Regions from separate parts of the Homo sapiens genome. Here regions 2 and 3 are each linked to region 1. Evidence: chromatin loops called from intact Hi-C (ENCODE). Cell type or tissue: K562. All regions are shown on one strand. Region 1 holds the start of LOC105375500 (a long non-coding RNA gene). Region 2 overlaps NRF1 (nuclear respiratory factor 1). Region 3 overlaps NRF1 (nuclear respiratory factor 1).

Region 1 (8,000 bases):
CACGCCATTCTTCTGCCTCAGCCTCCCTAGCAGCTGGGACTACAGGCGCACTCCGCCACGCTTGGCTTATTTTTTGTATTTTTTTTTAGTAGAGGCAGGGTTTCACCGTGTTAGCCAGGATGGTCTCGATCTCCTGACCTTGTGATCCGCCCGCCTTGGCCTCCCAAACTGCTGGGATTACAGGCATGAGCCACCGCGCCTGGCCCCTTTTCCTCTGTTCTTTATGACTTTCTGTCCTGATCTGCCAGTTTAAAAAAAATAGTTTTTCAGGCCGGGCGCGGTGGCTCACGCCTGTAATCCCAGCTCTTTGGGAGGCCAAGACGGGCGGATCACGAGGTCAGGACATCGAGACCATCCTGGCTAACACGGTGAAACCCCGTCTCTACTAAAAATACAAAAAAATTAGCCGGGCGTGGTGGCAGTTGCCTATAGTCCCAGCTACTCCGGAGGCTGAGGCAGGAGAATGGCGTGAACTCGGGAGGCGGAACTTGCAGTGAGCCGAGATCGCGCCACTGCACTCCAGCCTGGGAGACAGAGCGAGACTCCGTCTCAAAAAAAAAAAAAAAAAATTTCTCCCCTTTGTCGTTTTATCTACTGTTTATAAAATTGTTTTTAACTTCCTCTTCCAATTCTTCTGTTGAAATTTTAAATTCCATTATTTTTAATTTCTAAGAACTGCTTTTACCCATTTGAGTTTTTTAAAAATTATGAATTGTTGAATTTTATCAAATGCTTTTTCTATATCTATTGAGATCATATGATATTTTCTCCTTTAATCCATTATGGTGGTAATTCTACAAAGTAGTATTTTAAATGTTTAATCACTCTTGAATACTTTGGATAAGCTTATATGATCATGCTTTTTTTACATTGCTGTGTTAGTTTGCTATTTTGTTCATGAGCTCATATTTTGTATATATATCTGTGTCCATGATTGAAATCAGTATATAATTTTCCTTTGTTGTACTGCCCTTGTCTGGTTTTGGAATCAAGGTTATGCTGGTTTGATCAAAAGTTGGCTGGGGCTGCAAATTATACTGACAAAAGACAAATTAACAAGAGAAAAACAAAGTTTTTCTTTTCTTTTCTTCAAAGTTTATGCATGGCACATACATAAGGAGAGCTCAGTGATGAGTAACTCAAAGAGGTAGTTAGAACTTGGGGTTACATAGCATCTTAGCAAAGAATAGAAATTTTTTAGAGAAGTGACAAGACAAAGGAAAAGGACATTGAGCTTCTAGGGGTAGCAAGTGTGGGAACACAAATATATGGAGAAACTAGGTAGATAAAGGCTAGTTAGCAAGGTTTGTTTGTGTTGACTCTCAGTGCCATCCTTTCTCCAGTGATGAGGCTTTTTATCTCCTTCCTGGTAAGGGAAGTGGTTGGGGGACACTTTCACAAGGGTAGAGGAAAGGTGGATGTGGGGAGGGAGGCTGAGAACTTCTGTGTCTGCTTTTTCTCAACTGCCTTCAGTGTGAAATAGTTCTTATGCCAGGGTAGCATACTCTGAACCCCTTCGTTAGAATTAACTAAAAGCATAGCATATAATTCTTTGGTACCACTTACCAGAGAAAGAAAGGGAAAGTATAGGAATGAAGAGATCTGGCGGCGGCAGTGGCTGGCAGGGTGGTGATGGAGGTGGGAGGCAGATGAAGATGGAATGGAGGACTGAGTATGTGTAAGTCATTGATAGCAGTAAAAGTGACTATTGTCCCCAAAGCTTTCTTGTCGAATGCCTGTGAATTTCGAGGGTGGGAATAACACACTCATGGTTATCATATGAAACCTATTTGTGGCAAGATAGTAGAAATAAAACAAACTGTGTAATCTGTCCACGATCTTGAGAATTTACCAACACTTGGGAAAAAATAGCAAGTGCTTAAAGAGAAGAATATCAGTGTAAAGGAGCATGGACTACAAGTCTGTTAAGTGGTACAGGCAGTAATTACAACCATTAAACCACTCAGAAGAATGGTTTATCTCCAGGGTTATAAAGGTAAAGCTTTATGTGGGAACCAGCATGTACTTTGGCATTAAGAGAAGGGAAGGAGAACAGAAAGTAAATAGAAAGAGTTTAATAAGAAGGAGACAGAGCAGGCATTTTAAACTGAGGAAATTATATGCAAAAGTACAGGGGTGGAGTTGGGAAGGGACACCAGTGTTGAAGTATTCCTGTTACTTGTTGGTATCATCATTCACCCTATCAGCTGGTAGGAGAGCACCAGAAACCCAAGTCTTCTTAGACTCCTCCTCCCCATTAACTCAAAGGTAATATCCAGAAGAAACAAAGAACATTTGTGGAAGGAGAGTAAGAGTCATGACTCAGTTTTGATCCTAAGTGACCAGAATAATAGATTTTAAAAATATATGGGTAGGGAGGTAGTTTGAAGGAGACAATAATGAAGAGAGAGACCCTTTCCTTTAAAATAGGAATAAAGAAGCAAAAGGTAGGTGAATATACCAAGAACTTCCAATTAAAAGATGAGGGAACTTGTAGTAATCTCCCTTCTGTGTGTTAGAGAATGCGGCTATGTAGCTTTGTACCTTGAGGGACTTAACAAGGGTTAATTATAATCAACTGTTGAAACACACTGTTCTAAACGCAGTATTATTCACTTGCCACCTATTTTGGGAGTTCATGTATAAGCATATAAAATTACCATTAGACTGTTTCAAAGTGGTAGACCTTATTTTAAAGTAAGAGCATTTATTTTACATGTTTAAAATAAGGGATATGTAAATCTTTCCTTTCTCCCTACTCACCTCTGTTCACCACAGGCAGTCATTGTTGACATCATCTTGTGCTTCATTCTAGAAAAATTTGGCATATATGTATATAATATTACACGTTATGTGTTACAAGTATATATTAACATACATATCTTGATAATGTATTTATACTATGTATCTTGAAACAATTTCATTTACATCTTTTAATTATGTGAAATCTTTTCTCTTTTCCTTTGGCCTCTGGCCCCATTTCCTTTATATAGGGAAGTATACTATGGGGATATAAATTCCAAATACCTGTTTTGTTTGTCTATCCAATTTTCTATTTCATTGCATTCACATTGGATTAAAGTTGCTTAAAATAGCAAAACATTTTCCTTTTTTATTTAAAATTTTTTGTCTTAAAAAGCATGAGGAGAAGGCATGGAAATATTAGTCACATTTCTTGGTATTCAATATTCCTGTGAGTAGTGTTTATTAAAAGCTCATCTTTCTTGCTTGGCATATCCGTACAGTTTCCTCCCACTAGAGGGCACTAGGATATTGTTTGTTTTTAGTGGTCTGTTTATGATGAACTTAGCATTAATTTTCATATGTTTTCTTATTTGTCCTGCATTATAATAGGAATTAAATTGTCATGCTGATGTCACTTTGTTAGCGATATATGGACAATTAAGGCACCTTCCCTGCTATCAATTATGACTTCGAAGACTATTTTGTGCTTAATACTTAAGAAGAAAGGGAGAGGGGGAGCTTAGAGCAATGGGAAGTTCCAGAAATAGACCTCTACCTATAGAATGAACTGGATTTTGAAAAAGAAGCCAAGATAATTCTGTGGGGAAAAATTTTTCTTTCCAACAAATGGTGCTGGAACAACTAAATACTGTTTGGGGGCAAAGTGAACTTTGTTTCTGATCTCATTCCAAGTATAGAAGTTAACTCAAAATGGATCATAGACTATAGAAAAAAACAAAGGAGAAAATCTTCATGACCTTGGGGTAGGCAAAACTTTCTTTGCACACAAAAAATACTCTAAAAGAAAATGTTTTGATAGAGTTCTCCAAAATTAGAAACTTCTATTCAAAAGACACAGGTAAGTAAATAAAAAGGCAAGCACAGACTGGGAGAAAATATTCACAATACATATACAGAAAAATGACTGGTATTTAGAATTCATATAAAGGAATCTAAAACTCAGTAATAAGATAATCTAGTTTCTTAAATGGAGGAATGATTTGAACAGACATAGCACAGTACATACTATATGAATGCTAATAAGCATATAAGATACTCAACACCACGAGAGAAGTGCAAATTAAAACCACAGTGAGATACTGCACACCTGCTAGAATGGCTAAAATTAAAAAGAGTGACAATAGCTACTACTGATGAGGGTGTGGGACAGTTGTAATGATCATGCATTGCTGGTGTGAAACAGTTTATTATAAATTTAATATATTCTTACCAGGTGACCCAGCAATTTCACCCTTACCTATGCATTTACCCAAGAAAATGAAGCCCATTGTTCACATGAAGACCTATACACAAGTGTCCATGACAGTTTGATTCATAATGGCCCCAAAGTGGAAACAACACCACATGTCCATCAATAAATGAATGGATAAATAAAGTATGGTACACCCATGTAATGTGCTATTCAGCAGTAAAAAAGAATGAACTACTCATATAACAGTATGGATGAATCTCAAAAACATTAAATGAAAGAAGCTAGATATAAAAGAGTATTTTATGATTCCATATGATTTGTATGACGTTCCATAAAAGGCAAATCTATCTATAGTAACAGAACAGATCAGTGGTTGCCTCGGGTTGTGATAGTAGTGAGATGAGTCAGCAACAAAAGAGAAAATAAACTGAAGTAACCAAAAATTATAAGTGTTATGAAGGAAACAAAGCAGGTGGCAGTATGTATAAAGGCCCTAAGTTGGAAAAGAAGACTGTTGATGGAGTATAGTGAACAAAGGAGTGAGTGGTGGGAGAGCTAAATAAGCTACCAGGTCATGCGGAAAGAGTCCTTAAAAGGGGCAGGAAGCGGGGAGGAAAAAAAAGAGTTCTTACTAACTTGACAGGGAACAGACTGTAGCTCAAATAGAAATCCTTCCTTCAGCTGGGCATGGTGGCTCACACCTGTAATCCCAGCACTTTGGGAGGCCGAGGCGGGTGGATCACCTGAGGTCAGGAGTTCGAGACTATCCTGGCTAACATGGTGAAACCCCATCTCTACTAAAAATACGAAAATTAGCCAGGCATGGTGACAGGTGCCTGTAATCCCAGCTACTCGGGAGGTTGAGGCAGGAAAATCACTTGAACCCAGGAGGCAGAGGTTACAGTGAGCCGAGATCATGCCACTGCACTCCAGCCTGGGCCACAGAAAAAAGAAAAGAAAAATTCTGCCTTCAGTGGGAGAGGGTAAGAAGGAAGCTGTGCATATGAGGTTTGCCTGGTGATTGGAAAGGGAGAGAGTTTACATCAGACATTTTTCTGTTTTCTTACATTTATTTTCTTTTTTATATATAAAGTAAGTCTGCCACCTGAAGGTGAAGAAGTTGAGGGGACAAACATACAGTATTCTTTTTGGGAGAGGATAGGGGAGTATGTGCCTACTAAAGAAACTTTGTAAGATGACTGAAGAACTATCGATGCTCATTAGATGTTTAGGAAGGTGATTTTAATATGAAACCTGTCAGCTTAGTCACACATGGTTTTTCTCTTGCAACATGTAACTGCTTGGGCCCAAACATGGAATTAATTAGTATATGTCATCAGAATTTAGGTTTTGCCTGGCAAAAATAATGAAGAGAGTGAAGGTGTTGTTGTGGTTGGCTTGCTTTAGTCTAGACCGTTGATGACTGAGTGAAGGTGTTTCTAGAGTCACATTATCAAGATGGACAGGAAATCTAGGCTAGAAAAGAAGGAAAATGAAACTGGGAAAGAGTTCATGAATAGGAAGACAATGATAGGATCATTGGCTGGAGAACACAGAATTATATACTGGGGCCATTTCTGCAAATGAAGTGGTAGGATAGGATGAAGTGATCTCAGAGTGACTTCCAGGTTTCCGAAATAGAGGCTCAATTATTGACATAGGTAATCCTAGAGGAGGAAGAGCAGGTTTGGGGGGGTAAGATGATGAGTTCAGTTTTGGACAGGCTGTGTTTGAGGAACCTGTGGGATGTATAAGTGGAGATGTCCAATGAGCAATTAAGTATATAGATCTGAGAGATCTGGGCTGTCTAAGTAGAGATTTAGCAGTTATCAGCATATAGATGATAACTGAAACATGGTAACAGAAAAGATTATCAGAGAGGATTTGTGGGATAAGAGAAGGTAAGGGTGTGTAATTTCCTTTTTCTACAACCAGAGTGGTTGTGGTGGTGGTTGGTATTTGGTTTTGTTCCTTTTCCTTCAGTATTGTGTCTCCTTTTTCAAATAAATCCTAGGAAATACAACATGGAATGATGGTAAGAGCAGAGTTAAAGTCCTGTCTTTGCTGTTTCCTACTATGTGCCTTGAGTAGTTAAACTTCTCAGAGCCTCAGTTTTTTCAACTGTTAAAAACAGTGGTATCAAAAGAATGAGAAGACAAACCACAGACGGAGAGAAAATATTTGCATAAGACCTATATGATAAAGGACTGTTATCCAAACTATGAAAAGAGCTCTTAATAATAAGGACACAAACAACCTGATTAAAAAGTGGGCAAAAGACATGGATAGAAAACTCACCAAAGAAGATATATAGATGTCAAATAAGCATCTAAAAAGATGCTCAACATCATATGTCATTAGGGAAGTGCAAATTAAAATCATTTGAAATACCACTACTCATCTATTAAAATGCCAAAATTCAGAACACTGATAACACCAAGTTATCAACACCTAATGAGGATGTGGAGCAAAAGGAACTGATTCGTTGGTGGGTATGCAATATTATACAGCTACTTAAAGACAGTTTGGTAGTTTCCTAGAAAACTAAACATATTCTTACCATACAATCCAGCAATTCCATTCCTTGGTATTTACCTAAAGGAATTGAAAACTTATATCCACACAAAAACCTGCTCACAGGTGTTTATAGCAGCTTTATTTATAATTGCCGAAATTTGGAAGCAATTTTAAAGATGTTCTTCAGTAGGTGAGTGGGTAAATAAACTGTGGTACATCCAGACAATGGAATATTATTCAGTGCTAAAAAGAAATTAGTGATCAAGCTGTGAAAACATATGATAGAAGCTGAAATGCATATTACTAAGTGAAGTAAGCCAACCTGAAAAGGCTACATACTGTATGATTCCAAATATGTGACCTTCTGGTAGAGGAAAAATATGGAGACAGTGAAACGATCAGTGGTTGCCAGGGGCTGGGAGAAGGGAAGGATAAATAGGCAAAGCACAGATTTTTAGGGCCGTGAAATCATCCTGTATAATGCTACAATGATGGGTACACATCATTATACATTTGTCTAAACTCATAGAATGTATAACACCAAGAGGGAACCCAAATGTAAACTGTGGACTTTGGGTGATAAAGATGCGTCAGTGTAGGCTTATTGATTAACTGTAACAGATGTACCACTCTGGTGCAGGTTGTTGACAGTGGGGGAAACTATGTCTTTGACGGGCAGAGGGTATATGGGAACTCTCTTTCTCCTCAATTTTGCTGTGAACCTAAAACTGCTCTTTAAACGTCTATTTTTAAAAACAGAACAGCTGTGATATGAAACTGCATGGAGACAGGTCAAATAACTAAGGACTACTGGTCTAAATTCAGAATCACCCTCAGCTGTATAGGTATTTATGTGTTCACTTGTGGCTTAGCTTACTGCTGCTTAATGGGAAAGTTTTGCTTCCCTTCCTCACCTCTGTTTTTTGTTTTTTTGGTTTTTTTCTTTACAGTGATAGTGAACAATTACAGTCCTTGGAAAGACTGAATTATAGCTTAATGAATGTACAGATACAAATGTCTGGATGTTTATATTGCCAGGGGTAGAAATGACGAGGGAAAACATGCAACCCCCACAATTAAAAGGCGTTTATTTCACTATTCTAAGGAATATTTGAATCTCCTTTCAGTTGTATCCCTTACCTTGTTTACTTTACACCCAAGTGGCATTTCATACTTGAAAGCTTTTCAGATAGATATTACAGTACCAATCTACTTTGGGTACCAGGACCTCCTTCCCCTGTGGATTCCAAAACAATTTCTGAAAATATGGGAGAAGGATCTTCAGTTATACCCACGTATACAAAAT
Region 2 (8,000 bases), 300 kb after region 1:
CCATAAGCCTTAATAATGTGTTTAGACTTCTGTTCCTTGATTTATCAACTTTAGATGATACCTGTGAAGTTTTTGATGTGAAAAATGAGAATTTAACTCACTTTTTTACCCCTGTCATTATTTGATATTTATATTACTTTGAAAGTCATTTATTAATTATCTTTATAATTTTAAATGATAAACTTTAATTTTTTGATCCATCAACTTCCTGTAGGGCCTCTTAACTTGCCATTTTGGAAAATGGGATTGTAAATACCCCCTTCACGTCCCTCTTTTTATATTCTACCTTCTGATACCTGTACTCAACTTGCATATTGTCTAGGTTATAAAAGGTTAATATTTTTATTCTGTCTTCCATTCACCACCAAGTATTGTGTGCTTTCCTTTATATTTAGATTGCTGTTTTTATTGCATTCGCTTTCTCTGCCTGCTGTGAACATATGCAGAATCATAAGTGTACGATTACTCAAAATGTTTATGTCTTTTAAAAGCTAAGGAAATAATTTGGTATGTGCTTAAAGACTCAGCTTATTTTATTTTTATTTATTTATTTTTTTGAAATGGAATCTCGCTTTGTCACCCAGGCTGGAGTGCAGTGGTGTGATCTCGGCTCTCTGCAACTTCCACATCCCGGGTTCAAGCGATTCTACTGCCTCAGCCTCCCGAGTAGTTGGGACTACAGGTGCGTGCCACCACGCCCAGCTAATTTTTTGTATTTTTAGTAGAGATGGAGTTTCACCATGTTAGCCAGGATGGTCTCGATCTCCTGACCTTGTGATCCACCCGCCTCAGCCTCCCAAAGTGCTGAGATTACAGGTGTGAGCCACCGCACCCAGCCTAGCTTATTTTATTTTTTGAGACAGAGCCTCATTCTGTTGCCTAGGCTGGAGTGCAGTGGCACAACCTCGGCTCACTGCAACCTCCGCCTCCCAGGTTCCAGCAATTCTCCTGCCTCAGCCTCCCTAGTAGCTGGGATTACAGGCACTCGCCACCATGCCCAGCTAATTTTTTGTATTTTTTTTTAGTAGAGACAGGGTTTCACCCAGTTGGCCAGGCTGGTCTTGAACTCCTGACCTCAAGTTATATGCCCGCCTCAGCCTCCCAAAGTGCTGTGATTACAGACGTGAGCCACCGCGCCCAGCCAAGACTCAGCTTATTAAACCATTTATTTACTCATTATTCAAGAGATATTTATTGAATACTAGTTATCATTAACAGTGCTATTTATAATAGTGAGAAATTGGAAATAACCTAAATGACTTCAGAGGATTGGTAAACTAAACTACTGTATGTTCTTACAGGGAATGCTCTGTAGACATTTAAAAAAGATACAAAAATGTTAATAACATGGAATATTTTAATCTATATTAAGTGAAAAAATATTTGTAATACAGTATATACAATATAGGCTCATTTTTGTTTAAAAACAATGAAACAAAACCAACTGTATAAGAAACTAGCAGGGGAAATGCTGGAAGCATATACATAAAATAGTTAACTTGGTAATGTAGCTATCTCAGGTTACAGTGATTTGTGTTTATTTTTAATTCCCCTATATTTTCTCAGTTACCCCCAAAGAACACAAGTCACTTCTAAAAGAATACATTCTTTAAAAAATTTTTTTTTTTTTTTTTTTAAATGAGATAGGGTCCCATTGTTTTCCAGGCTGGAGTACAGTGGTGCAATCTCAAGTCACTGCAACTTCTGCCTCCTGGGCTCACTCCATCCTCCCACCTTAGCCTCCCAAGTAGCTGGGACTACAGGCATGCACTACCACACGCAGCTGGTTTTTGTATTTTTAGTAGAGATGGGGTTTCACCATTTCACCCAGGCTGAGAATACACTTTTTAAACTTAGAGATACAAAATTAGAATTGCCAGTCATAGGTTTTCTTGGAATACACATGCTACAATAATGTAGGAGTACCTGATAAGAATTCAGTAAATATTTGTTGAATGAAGGAGAGAATGATTGAATAGCAGAGATTCCTAGGTCTGTGGTATTGGCACTTAAATACTTTCATAATTTTATCCAGAAACAAATCCTTAGTTCAGTTATTTCAGAAGAAAAATCATGAATTGAGCTGTCCTGCAGAAGCTAGGAAATAGCTTTAACTGGCTGTTGGTTGTGTAGTGACAGATCCAGCAGAATTGAGCCCGCCACTGAAGCAGCCAGGCAACAATGCTGTTTCACAGTATGCAGGATCTGAATAAAAGTGTCCTTTGTGCTTATTTGAGACTGGGGGGCGGGACTTGTGGCAATTTACGTTATTTTTCCATAATGGAAATTGAGGCAGCCTCTAATCCTGCTATCACACATGGCAACTACTTATTTGATTTTTGGTAATTTGGGAGCAGCTGTGGACAAACAATTATTCTGCAAAAAGAGCCATGCCAGCTGCATTCTGACCCAGTTGCAAATGCTTGGGTAGACCAAACTTCCTATTCACCATCTTTCTAAACCAGGGATAGCTTTAACAACTCACCTGCTTTTTATTGATATGTGTAGCTTCTGGTAAGCGTCTACATATTTGAGAATGCACTCTCTAATGCTTTTTTATTGTTGTCACCAACCTTCACTAGGCACCTACTTCATTCAGGCAGTGTGCCAGACACAGGGTTGTAAGCTACAAGATGTTATACAGTGTGGATAGACTGCTTTCATTTTGACAGGTGGGTCAGCATTAGCTTTATTTTTAGTAGACTAAATGGCAGTGTAAAGAAAGAATCTGGTGTGGAGGCAGTTGGGAGCTGTGTTCCTTTGGTCCCCAGACTCCCCCTGAATCTGCTGTCTGCGCGTTCATTGATGTCCCCTTGCTATGCCATGTGCTTTCACAAGCCGTTGCTGCTGCCTGCAGTGCCCTTTTTTTCATTCTGGAGCCTGACGAGCTTCTGACTGTAGACTCTGTCATTTCCTTCAGGATGCCTGCCCCATGTCCTTGCAGTTTTGTCTTCTCTGTGCTCCCTTAACCCTTAGCAAATATCACTAGAATAGGATTTGTTTTTTAAATGGCGAAAGCCTACTTACTTAACTGTATTAATTCAGTCTTTCAGTATACACTTATTTATTTTTTAAGCTCTTATAACCCAGGGGCTTAGAGAGATGTTTCAGTAAAGAAACATAGGAAATTAGGTAGGTAGGGTCATCTATAATGAGTAAAAAGACAGCGTACTTTTGACTGTGAACGTCTGTAGGGCAAGGACAAAACGCTGACAATCTTTATTTCTGTCTCTATAGTGCTGAATTATCACAAGGGACAAATGGCCTGAATAATTGTATGAACCCACTCTATTAGAAATTACCTTCACACTGATAGATAATGGCCTGTGATAAGAAGCAAGTCAAAACTTTTTAGAATGTAGAACTGCACTGTTCAATATAGTAGCCACAAGCCACATATGGCCATTTAATATTAATTAAAATTAAACATTTAATTCCTTATGATCTCATGTGGTCAGTAGTCCACATGTCCAGCTACAGTTTTGGACAGCACACATTTAGAATATTTCCATCATTGCAGAAAGTTCTACCAGACAGTGCTAATCCAGAACCTATAAGAGAGTTGACATATTTTAAGCATTTGATGAAGTACATTGACTTAACTCTTCTCTATGGAAAGATGTTCCGGCAAGCCAAAATTCCCCATGCTGTCTTTACATTTTTTCCTTTGCTTGTGGCACCCTCTAGTGTTCTAGTAATACATAGTCTATTTATAATTTGAATAGAAGAAGATTGGAATATTTTGGAGAATTCTGTATGTGTAGCATTTTTCTAGGGAGGAGCTCTGTAGCTTTCACCCATCCCCAAGAAAGTTTATGATTCAAAAACGATTAAGAACTCTATGATAGAGGTATTTGTATGGTCAAAATTCCTAATGTGATCTGTAAACATTATTTCACCCAGTGTAAAAAAAAAAAAAAAAATCATGTAACTGTCCCTTCAACATTTCTTTGCTGTCCTCATCTTTGTACATGGAATAAGAATAAGTTACACTTATATAGCACTCACTATATACCATGTCCCCTTAAGCCCTTTTTCAAATAGTAATTCATTTTGTCCCCAGTAATTCTATGAAGTAGATTCTGTTATTTTCCTTCATTTGACAGATGTTACAACTAAGACAGAAAAAGTCAAATGAAACTTCTCCAAGTTGCTAGTAAGTGGCAGAGCAAGAAATGGAATACAGTATTCTGGTTCCAGAGTTTGTACCACCCCGCCGGAGAAGTGAGGATGTGTTTAAGTAGGCATGAGGTAGAATGGAGAGGAGACTCTCCAGACACTTGTACATGCTGAGCCCAGTTGTATAATAAGAAAAAAGAATGGTAACTCTAAATCGCTCTTTCCCATGCTGGAAATGATAGCCATTACCCACCACTGATTTTCAGTAGGTCTACGCAGTCCGCTAGGGAGTTAGGATGGTAGATAAAGGTCAAAGGTACCATTGCTACCACATTTTCTTTGGTTTCCAAAAACCTGATCTATTCATCGAGTAATATGACAAATTATTTTCTGTTTGTCAGTGTTATTTCTATGAAGAGACAGTATAGTACTATGATGTTGATTTTGAGGTTTGCAGGAATGTTAGACTTAAAGAGTAGGTCAGATAGACTCACAAACATAAGTTTGTGTTGATATCACCTACTTTCCTGTCTATGCTCCCTTCTCACTTCTAAGTGTCCCATTTCTGTCTGTGTGAAGCATTTTATTTTTATGTATTTATGTATTCTGAGATACAGTTTCACTTTGTTGCCCAGGCTGGAGTGCAGTGGCATCATCTCAACTCACTGCAGCCTCCGCCTCCCGGGTTCAAGCGATTCTCCTGCCTCAGCCTCCCGAGCAGCTGGGACTACAGGCGTGTACCACCACACCCGGCTGATTTTTGTATTTTTAGTAGAGACAGGGTTTCATCATGTTGGCCAGGCTGGTCTTGAACTTCTGACCTCAGCTGATCCACCTGCCTCCCAAGGTGTTAGGATTACAGGCGTGAGCCACCGCGCCAGGCCTGTGAGACATTTTATACTCTATAGCTTAGCATCTTTTTAATGATTCATTAAATTTGAGATTCATCAGTGTCTGAAAACAGAAACTCTAATTGTAGTCTTGTAAAAATGGGCTTCATTTTTTACATCACTTCTTTATTGAGGGTATGAGAATCCCGGATTGCTGCTTACCAGCACTGTATGAGTAATTTTGAATGCAAGTATGTATTTTCTTCTTTAAGTATTAATCGGGGCCTAGAAAACCATGTGTGGCATTTCAGATAATTTAATTCTGGGAACTGGGTACACAGGTGTTACAAGATGAAAGAGCACAAAAGACACTGGGGTAATCCAGATAGGAAGCACTACCACCCCTAGGTTTGGGGGAACAGAAGAGAAGAACCTGGAAGCTCAGAGAGGTCCTCCTGCAGCTGGTAATCTGATCTCCTAGTGGAATGCCATTCAGCTGGTACTCAACCACCAGGAGAGAAGAGGCACAGCTGGAGTTGGGAGGTGCAACACTCCTCTTGCTGGAGCAATGCTGATATTATAACAATGAAAACAGCAAAGAAATCCCTTCTTCTCTCCCCTTCCAGTCTCCCTAGGCAAAACCTAACAGGATACTGGCAGTAAAGTCTGGAAAACATGGTTGGCAGGCTCAGCCCCAGAGCGAGGAATAGTGCAACTCTGACAAGAATAGAAGACAGGGCTTGGAAGTGAGACGGAGAGAGAGAGATAAACAGCAAGCATAACCTTGTAGGAGAGTTACAGAAACTGTAACTGCCTGGGTGTAGCTTTAGTTATTAAAATGTGCAGCTGATTACCCACAATCATTTATCAAAGAGCACATTATGATAGATCTATTCATAGAGACTTTATGGACCCGAGCCCTGACTTCAGTGAGCTTACAGTATTTTCTTTTCTTTTTTTCTTCGAGATGGAGTCGCACCCTGTCGCCCAGGCTGGAGAATGCAGTGGCGCGATCTTGGCTCACTGCAACCTCCGCCTCCCGGGTTCAAGCAATTCTCCTGCCTCAGTCTCCAGAGTAGCTGGGATTACAGTCATGTGCCACCATGTCCGGCTAATTTTTTGTATCTTTAGTAGAGACGGGGTTTTACCATGTTGGCCCGGCTGACTCCAGACCTCGCGATCTGCCCGCCTCTGGCCTCTCGGGATTACGGGCATGAGCCACCATGCCTGGCGCTTACAGTATTTTCATAAAATCATCCACTCATCCCTAAGTCATTATGAAGTTGTGTGGTAAAGCTTTTTTTTCTTTTCTTGCTTTTTTTTTTTTTTTTGAGACAGAGTCTCGCTGTGTTGCCCAGGCTGGAGTGCAGTGGTGCGATCTTTGCTCACTGCAACCTCCGACTCCCAGGTTTAAGTGATTCTCCTGTCTCAGCCTCCAGAATAGCTGGAATTAAAGCCACCACCCCTGGCTAATTTTTGTATTTTTAGTAGAGATAGGGTTTCACCATGTTGGTCAGGCTAGTCTCAAACTTCTGACCTCGCGATCCCCCAGCCTTGGCCTCCCAAAGTGCTGGGATTACAGGCGTGAGCCACCACGCCCAGCCCAAAGCTTATTTTTCTTAAGCATTATATAAAAGCATCATTGTTAACTGGATTATCGTGTTATTAGTATTAAGGAATATTTACAAAGTTAACCTATTGGTATGAAAAATATTTGATTAGTCATACAATTTTGTTAGTTTTAGATGCCGCAAATTAGGAGTTTGTCTTCCTCAAGGCAAGGCCACTTCTAAACTTGAACTGTGCTGTTCTCAGTTCTTAACGTAAGAAGGGAGCTTTATTTATCTAGTGACAGTTTGCTCTAACATGTCATTTAATTTTAATTTTCAAAAGGATCAGTTTGGAAGACTATATCATAGCTATTTGTTTTTAAAGCTCATTTTGTTAAAAGTCAAAGTAATACATTCATATAATAAAAGATGAAATAGAAGGACTTACAATAAAAATCAATAGTCTTTTGCCACTCTTTCCCCATCCCGAGTCCCACTTTTCAGAGACAATTAGCTGTTTTTTGTTTATAGTTTAACTGTTTTGTTTATAGTATCATCAAACAGTAATGCCTCCATAACTCTAAATAATATGTCTATACCACTATTTCTTGATTTATCAAATGGGCATTATTGACTTTTTTTTTTTTTTTTTTTTTTTGAGAAGGAGTCTCGCTCTGTCGCCCAGGCTGGAGTGCAGTGGCACAATCTCGGCTCACTGCAAGCTCCGCCTCCCGGGTTCACGCCATTCTCCTGCCTCTGCCTCCCGAGTAGCTGGGACTACAGGTGCCCGCCACCACGCCCGGCTAACTTTTTGTATTTTTAGTAGAGACGGGGTTTCACCGTGTTAGCCAGGATGGTCTCTACCTCCTGACCTCGTGATCCGCCCTTCTCAGCCTCCCAAAGTGCTGAGATTACAGGCGTGAGCCACCACACCCAGCTTGACTTTCTTTTATGGAATATAAGGTACTTATTTTTTTAGTACTTTTCCTTTCCCTTGTACTTTTGATAGTTACATTGTAATACTGTTTCCATCTCCTGCTAATAATGTCTCCTGACTCCCTCACCATGTAAGGATAGGATATTAATACTCTATACTCCTAGCCATTCTTCCACCTTTCTGTCCCTCTCCCGCCTCCAAATTTCTGTCAGCCTTATCTTTGCTTTTTCATTGTCATGGTTCATAACTTTTACCTGCTGTTTTGTATTATATTTCATTTTCTGTATTTTGGTCTGTAGTCGGGGTCTGGAGATGGAACTACATGTACAACTATAGCTTCATTTTTTTTTTTTTTCAACTGTAGAGCCCAGTGGTGTGGGAGGGTATTTTTTTTCTTTCCATGTCTGATATCATCACTCATACACTCTTTGAAAGAGAATTATCCTAGGTCAAATGGATTTTTCTTTTCTTATGTTCCATTTTTACTCACAATTAAGCCACATTTTACTTTGATTCTATTTTCACTCTGACTTGAGCTGTGGAATTGTTTTTAATTTTTACTGC
Region 3 (8,000 bases), 290 kb after region 1:
CAGTCCTTCCACCTGAGCCTCCTGAATAGCTGGGATCACAAGCGTGCGCCACCATGCCTTCCTTCTTTTTAATTTTTTTGTAGAGATGGGGTCTCCCTATGTTGCCAAGGCTGGTTTTAAATTTTTTCTAGAAACGAGGTCTCGCTATATTGCCCAGGCTGGTCTTAAATTCCTAGCTCAATCAGTTCTCCCACCTTGGCCTCCTAAAGTGTTGGGATTATAGGTGTGAGCCATGGAGGCTGGCCAGGAACTTGATTTTCAGGGAGAAGCCTATTCAGTGTTTCCTTGGACTTCCTCAGCCTGGTTTTATCATAGCATATTATAAGATGATAAACTGAAACCATCTGATTTGAAATCACCAACCTGGGAAATACCAGTCAGAAATTAATTCTATTTTTATGACATTCTTAAAAGACTGTTTAAAACTGACCAAAGTAAAAAATCTTCTTTTAGAGTTATAAGTGTGTAAAAAAAGGCATATTCAAAATAATGTATATATTTAAGTTTACTGGACAGATTTAAATTTGTGTTCTTTGTGTAAGGCATAGATTGGAATGTTTGCTACAGGTATTTTTTGGAACACGGATTTCAGATTGCTGTTTGCTTATAAATATGCATGACTGCTGACCTTCAGAACTGCTTTAAATTTCTCAAAAAATTTTCTCATTATATGCCAGGCTTAGTGGCTTGTGTCTGTAATCCCAGCTACTTGGGAGGCTAAGTCAGGAGGACTGCTTGAGGCCAGTAGTTCGAGACCAGACTGGGCAACATAATAAGACTGCATCTCTAAAAAAATTTTAAAAATTAGCTGAGCGTGGGTAATGTGCACGTAGTCCCAGCTGCTTGGGAGGTTGAGGCTGAAGGATTGCTTGAGCCTAGGAGTTTGAGGCTACAGTGAGGTGTGATCATGCCACTGCACTCCAGCCTGGATGACAAAGGGAGACCCTGTCTCTTAAAAGAATTTTCTTATTATAATAGATACATTTATCTCTGATTTACTCAGTACTATAACCCCATTTAAGTAGTTTGAAGAGATTAGGGTTAAGTCCTACTGTTTTTAGTATGACTACAGTAGTTGCCACTTTAAACAATTTTTGAAATACTTTAGGCATAAAAAAGGATATAGAACAATATAATAAATTCCATATACCTACTACCTAAAGTAATAAAAATCACAGTTATTGTTGAAGCTTATTGGGCACCCCTTCCCCATCCTAGTCCTCTCCCTTCCCAGCTGTGACCATTATTCTCAATTTGATATTTATTCTCTCCCTGCATTTTTACAAACTTTTTCTGTATATATATATGTATCCACTGAAAAAAAAAACAATGTTTGGATTGCAGGGAAAACTAAAAAGTGTAATATTGTTTTATATGTTTTTAAGCTTTGTATAAGAGGTTAAACTTTATTGGTACATGTAGTTATAGTTTACTCACTTTAAATGCTGTAGATATTTGATATAATGGAGTGTGAAAGTAATACATGTTTTTTGTAGGGAATTTTAAAAATAAAGGGAAGTATGAAGATGATAAAAATTTGTAGCCCAGCTATCCAGAGATACTACAGTCAATATTTTGGTTTTTTCCTTTGCTTCTTGTCTTCCCACTTATGTATGTATTTTTTGGTACCCTTTAATATAAAAGGGACCCAGTTTTAAGGATTACATAAAATTGCAAAACAGCTACATAAAGCCTGTAATCCCATTTTAATTGATTCTTAGTTGAAAAGGGGGAAAGAAAATGAATGAGCATTATATATCAGACATACTTGGTAAATTTACTACCTATACCAGATATTGATAGTCTATTTCTTAATATGCAAACACCATAGAAGTGGCATCTGGAAAGAGGCTGTATTACTGAACATGCTTTTAAATTTATATGAGATTTTTCTAGTAAACAAATTTTCCAGATAGGTGATGCTTATCTTTTTAAACGTTAAATACTGTTTTGGTTTTAACCATTTTTTATGGGAAAAAGGAAAATAAAAAGCCTACAAGTATTTCTGTGCTCATTAAGCCAGAATACTGTGGTGTGCTTATAATTTTATCTTTTCTTGGCAACTTGATGTCACTGTGGAAAGCACTGATTACTGAACTGTGTTGTGACTTCTTTTGTTCTAGGTGCCTTTGAACCCTTGTGCACTTTTTAGTTAGATCTTTATTAACATGCTATGCCACTGCAGGGAGGGAGCAGGAAAAGCATGATACACAATTTAAGACAAGTGCCACCATAGGCTACTGTTGGCAAACAAGAGCTCCACCAAACTTTTTAAAGTGAAGAAGCAACAGTCTGAGCCATTTTTCTCACCAGTGGCAGGAGGGGGAGACTTCCACCAGCAACATGGAATCTTCAGTGGATGCAGCTGACCAACCCTCCTGACTTCTCAGTCTTTTCCCACCACTGCTCACCCTTTATGTTCAGATGTATTCAGCACTAGATAACCATACTTATTAACTATAAGTGATGTGTGTGTGTGTGTATGTGTATATATATATAAAACTGTACTTTAAGAATAAATATATATAAACTATATGTGTAACAAATTTATAATATATAAACTATAAATCTGTGAAAGTATTCAGCATTATATAACGGCAGGCTGTGGTGATTTAGATTGGTGGAGCTCCTGACCATGCCTGAAAATCCCTGTACCCCACTTTGACCGTGATTTTTTAAGGGAATATTGTTTTTTTACATCTGTATTTAAAAAAAAAAAAAGATATATATATATATATATACACACACACACACACACACACACTTTATTTTTTAGAGCAGTTTTAGCTTTACAGAAAAATTGAGTGGAGAGTATGGAGAGTTACCATATTCTCTCCTACCCATTTCCTTTATTAATATCTTGCTGTTGTGTGGTAGATTTGTTACAGTTGATGAACCAATATTAACAGAAGTCCATAGTTTACATTCAAGTTCATTCTGTGTGTTTGTGCAGTCTGTGGATTTTGACAAATATATAATCATTCAGAATGGTTTCACTAATCCAGAAGTCTCCTGGTGCTCCTGTCTTCCCTCCTTTCTCTAACCCCTGACAACTATTTTTTTTTACTGTCTCCATAGTTTTGCCTTTTCCAAAAATGTCCTATGGTTGGAATCATACAAATGTAGCCTTTTCAGATTGGCTTCTGTCACTAAGCAATATGTATTTAATGGCTTGATAACTTTTCATGGCTTGATAACTCATTTCTTTTTAATGCTGAATAATATTTCACTGTATGGATGTACCACAAGTTGTTTATCATTCACATACTGAGTAACATCTTGGTTGTGTTCAAGTTTTAGCAATTGTGAATAAAACTGCTGTGAATATTTATTTGTGTGCTGGTTTTTGTGTGGACATAAGTTTCAGCATATTTGAGTAAATACCAAGGAGTGCAGTTGTTGGATCCTATGGTAAGACTATGTTTAGTTTTGTAAGAAATTGCCAAACAGGCTTCCAAAGTGGCTGATGTATATATTTTCAGGTTGCTCGTGTGTTTTTCAAAAACACCTTACTCAGGTATATTGATGGACTGCTTGCCCTGTGATAGGATTACAAGTAATTGAGGTCTGTGGGGCTGGTTGTCCCTACATAAATAATACCAGCTGGTTGTACTTCGCTTGTTCTTGTTTGCTTTCTCTTTTCTTTATCTATTTTTTTCCTTTTCCATGTGTTTTTACTCTCTTTATCTTGCTTTACCAGTTCTGCTTTGTCCTCAGAAATCAGAGGACTGCATTTGTTGGAATAGTGTATAAATTTAAAAGGCAAAATAAAACAAGTCCAAGTCCTTTCTCAGGGTCTCTAGGCGGTTGGGGATGGTTGAGATTGTAGCATTAAGTAAGGTATTGTTGGAGCATTAATTTGACTATATAGAATATAATCTTCAGAGATGGGAAAAGGGAAACAATACGTTAATAAAACTTGCTTTCCTTTGTAATTTGTTAATTATAGGGCAACTGTATAAAATGTTTTAAGACTATGATAGCAGAAGAGTTTTGGTTTTTTTCCTACCTTTCTCTGGGAGAGCTTTTCAGCTTCTACTGTTACAGTTTTTGTTTGTTTGTTTGTTTTTTAAGCACACCACCTTTGGGAGTGTTACAGTTCTTTAAAGAGGACCGAGCCTTTGCTTAAGGCTAGCTTCATACTGTTTGTATAATTCTGTTTGTATGTGCATTTGTACATACCCCCAGCTGCAGCAGAATATCAATAGATTCTGTTCTCCCAGGAGAAGGGCAAGGACTGTATCCAATCTTATCTGGGGTATGTATCCAAATGACCTAAGACAGTCTTCCTAATAAACACTTTTGGACCGCAGGGTTCAGACTCTCCTGGGGTGGAATCTTTTTTTGTTACCTTTCTTTCTGCCTGCTCGTTTAAGTCAGGATGCATGCAAGGCCCACGTCTCCAGTGCCCCCAAGTGGTTGTCTAGGTTTTGCAAGAGGACATCTAGTGATGGGAGAACTCACTGCTTCCAGCCACTCTGTCTATACACCCCGTTAGAAAAATGATCTGTTGACCAGAATTTTGCCATAATTTCCTACCTTTTTTTTTTATTAGGGTCACAGACTTAATCTAATTCCTCTTCCTCATAATGGTCTTTTAATATTTTATGAGAGAGATTCCTAAAGTCCTTCTTTAGATTTAAACACCTCTTATTTTTCTAACTATTCATTAATTAAGCATTTTCATAGTCCCAGTGAAATGTAACGGGCTTTTTCTCGTATCTTTAAAAGTGGAGTGCCCAGGGCTAAGTACAGGAGTGGTCTTTGTTCACATTGTGCATATGTTGCTTGTCATGTGATACTTTTTTTTCCAGACTAAATTTACTGTGAGCCAGTGTTTCTGAATCTTTTTACTTTCTCTGTGATGATGACACAAGTCTCCATCATCCTGTTTTTGTTCAATGGATTGTGGGTTTTTTTCCTTTTTTTTCAAAACAGAGTCTCACTGTGTTGCCCAGGCTGGAGTACAGTGGTGTGATCTCGGCTCACTGCAACCTCCATCTCCTGGGTTCAAGCGATTCTTGTGTCTCAGCCTCTCAAATAGCTGGGATTACAGGTGTGTGCCCCACACCCGACTAATTTTTGTATTTTTAGTAGAGATGGGGTCTCACCATGTTGGCCAGGCTGGTCTCAAACTCCTGACCTCAAACTGCTGACCTCAGGTGATCTGCCTACCTTGGCCTCCCAAAGTGCTGGGATTACAGGCGTCAGCCACTGCACCTGGCTTTTCAATGGGTTTTTTTAGAACAAAGTTTAGAATGATATGTTTATGCCTGTGAACATTTATCTTGTTAGATTATGCTCACTAAGCCATTGGGGTGTTTGGGGAATTTGATCAATGTATCTTTTCTGTCTCTTTTCAGTTTCGAAAACTATCCCTCTGCTGCTGCTTTTCTTCCACTTGTCTTTTCTCAATAGCTGATTCTAGTTTGTGTTGCTTCGATAGATACGTATGGCTAAACATAAACCTTAGACAATAGAAAAACGTATTCATTTGCAAAGCTGCCAGGGTGTTTGGAGTGCTTGAATCATATTGAACTTCAAGAACCATTATGTTTCTTTGTCTTTTTGACAGTTATTGGAGCCAATTTGTGTGTTTTCAGTTTCTCTTAAACTTTCAGTATGTATTTGAAAAGCTTGCAGGCCCCAGTTACTGTGTCTATAATGCCTAGTAAGTAAAATGACCCACAGACCAGTCAATAAGACAGGGCTTAACAGGAGAGTAATCCTTGGTCCTCAGTTTCCCAACTGTACAGTGAAATACTTGGATTAATCACCATGTTTCCACTTGTGCTCTGGAGTTCTGAGTGGTGAGGAGGATGAATGGCTTTAACTCTCTGCATTCCCATACCCTTCAATAGAAGAAATTCCACTGTTACCTTACATTTTGAGGTTCTGTACAGGATTCTGCTTAAAGAAAAGGCTCTGCTGAAAAAAAAAAAAAAGAAGAAGAAGATTCATTGGAAACCCCTGCAAAAAAGCAAGGAAGAAAATGGCTCCCAGAGGACACTGGGCAGCTTGGAAAGTCTGTATGTGTCCCTGATTTCATGAGTTTGGAGGCCTCTGGTATTTCATTTGGTAAAAAGAAGAAGAGCTTATGCTGTTTGTCTTTTCTTTCTCAAACCTGGACATAACAATGGTTATAAAAGTAATCACAGTCTTATTATTTTGAAGGGAGAAATAAATCTATAAAGCAGAAATAAAGTTTTTATAATCCATAATTCTATTTTGCATAGATAAAAAGTATTCTTAATAGTTTTAGTATATCTTTTGAAATTATTTTGTTTGTCCACAACCATATTTATTTACACTTAAAAAAATGAGACCACACTCATTCTAGCAGATTTTATAACCTGTTGTTTTCAATTTCCATCATTTTATGGATTTTTTTGTGTGTCAATACACATAAATCTATTTCATCCTTTAAGACAAGCTTATCCAACCCGCAGCCCACAAGCTGCATGCGGCCCAGGATGCCTTTGAATGTAGCCCAACACAAATTCATAAACTTTCTTAAAACATTATGAGATTTTTTTGTGATTTTATTTTTTGTTTTTTTTTTTCTAAGCTCATCAGCTATCGTTAGTGTTAGTGTATTTTATGTGTGGCCCAAGACAATTCTTCCAACGTGGCCTGGGGAAGCCAGAAGATTGGACACCTCTGCTTTAAGGCTTCTGTGATATTTCTCTGTACCAAGAGTTAATATTCCTTGTTGCACAGCACATGGAGTCTATTCTAAAGTAGACTCTAGTTTTTTTTGTACATTGCTACTGGCACAGTTTTTTTTTTTTCAATAGTTCACTCTTTTTGGGGGTTGTGATATGTGGTGTTTTTTTCTGGTTGCTTCCTTTTCCTCTGGTTTGACTACAGATCAAGACCTGTGTTATCCCAGTCAAGCTACAGATACAGATTGCCCTTTTCTTTCAGACAATAGCTCTAATTTAATGTCCCCTTTCATAGTTACAAGTCTGTTCTTCAGAACAAAATCTTGGCAGCCAGAATTATACTTGACACTTTATTCCAGCATATTACTGCTGGCGAGAAAGACGGTTGACTTGTTTTGACCCAAGTGAGCTTAGTTCTAAGAGACTAGGAAGGTGGATGATGAGCAGCTTTTGGTGGTTTGACAGCCAGCTGCAGGACATCCATTGTGGCCAGGACCGAGTAGCTGCTGATAAATGTGGGTATGGTAAATTACATTTGATGGCCTCTTTTCCCCTTCTGTTTTTGAGAATTTTATCAAAGATTACACTGAGAAAGTGGTATTGAGAAAAATATTTTTTATTCTTATGGGATAATTATTCTCTTCTCTAGCCTATACTTCTTGTAAATGGCAACATTGGTAGTAGTCATGGAAAAATTTTGGTGATTGGTTTTTTTAAACAGGAAATATAGTGTAAATGTTATTTAGGTAGTTTTGATTTCTTTAGGAACTTAGGTAGCATTTCTCCCCTCCTTCTGTGAGTTTAGTGATATCTTTTATAGACTTAAATTCTAAAATGGAGATGTTATGCCTAGTTTTAGGTAAAGGCATTTTAATTTTATGTTCAATTACTTTCTAAATTTTGCTTTAGTCTTGAAATATAATATGCTTTTTTACTTTAACATCCTTGTGTAGGATTCTAATTTGATTTTTTTTCCTTCTTACTACTGTGCCTCTAATTTTGATTATATGGCATCTTTAATTTTCTAAGTAATTCAAGATACAGTTTATCTCAATGAATTAACTCACAAAGTAAATATGGGAATTTTTTTTGGGACAGGTTCTCACTCTGTCCCCCAGGCTGCAGTGCAGTGACACAGTCTCTGCTTACTGCAGCCTCGACCTCCATGGCTTTACTGATCCTCCCTTCTCAGCCTCCCGAGTAGCTGGGATTATAGGCGTGCGCCACCATGCCTGGCTAATTATTGTGTTTTTAGTAGAGATGGGGTTTCACTATTTTGGCCAGGCTGCTCTCAAACTCCTGACAATTTATGGGGATTTTGGTTATTTGATCTTG

Evidence for each region. Peaks named below come from ENCODE experiments on the same cell type or tissue, not always from the same donor. Only the 100,000 strongest peaks of a DNase experiment are listed, where the experiment ranks them.
Region 2: a loop joins it to region 1, with 8 times the contacts of the local background. A loop is called at or near these places in 16 of 110 quality-filtered maps.
Region 3: a loop joins it to region 1, with 4 times the contacts of the local background. A loop is called at or near these places in 15 of 110 quality-filtered maps.

Annotation. Positions count from the first base shown.
Region 1 is chr7:129,340,017-129,348,016 of GRCh38, forward strand. The region is part of intron 1 of AHCYL2 (adenosylhomocysteinase like 2); the gene reads left to right. It overlaps LOC105375500 (a long non-coding RNA gene), which reads left to right and starts at 761. Exons shown (of 2, transcript XR_927962.3): 1 at 761-8,000. RefSeq lists an enhancer at 1-289. In K562, a CTCF peak has its summit at 3,261 (motif pointing right); a DNase peak (open chromatin) is centred at 3,245.
Region 2 is chr7:129,641,141-129,649,140 of GRCh38, forward strand. The region is part of intron 1 of NRF1 (nuclear respiratory factor 1); the gene reads left to right. Among named protein-coding and RNA genes, the nearest start is that of NRF1, 33 kb to the left of the region's middle. In K562, a CTCF peak has its summit at 3,671 (motif pointing left); a DNase peak (open chromatin) is centred at 3,670.
Region 3 is chr7:129,631,322-129,639,321 of GRCh38, forward strand. All of the region lies in intron 1 of NRF1 (nuclear respiratory factor 1), which reads left to right. Among named protein-coding and RNA genes, the nearest start is that of NRF1, 24 kb to the left of the region's middle. In K562, a CTCF peak has its summit at 4,415 (motif pointing left); a DNase peak (open chromatin) is centred at 4,410.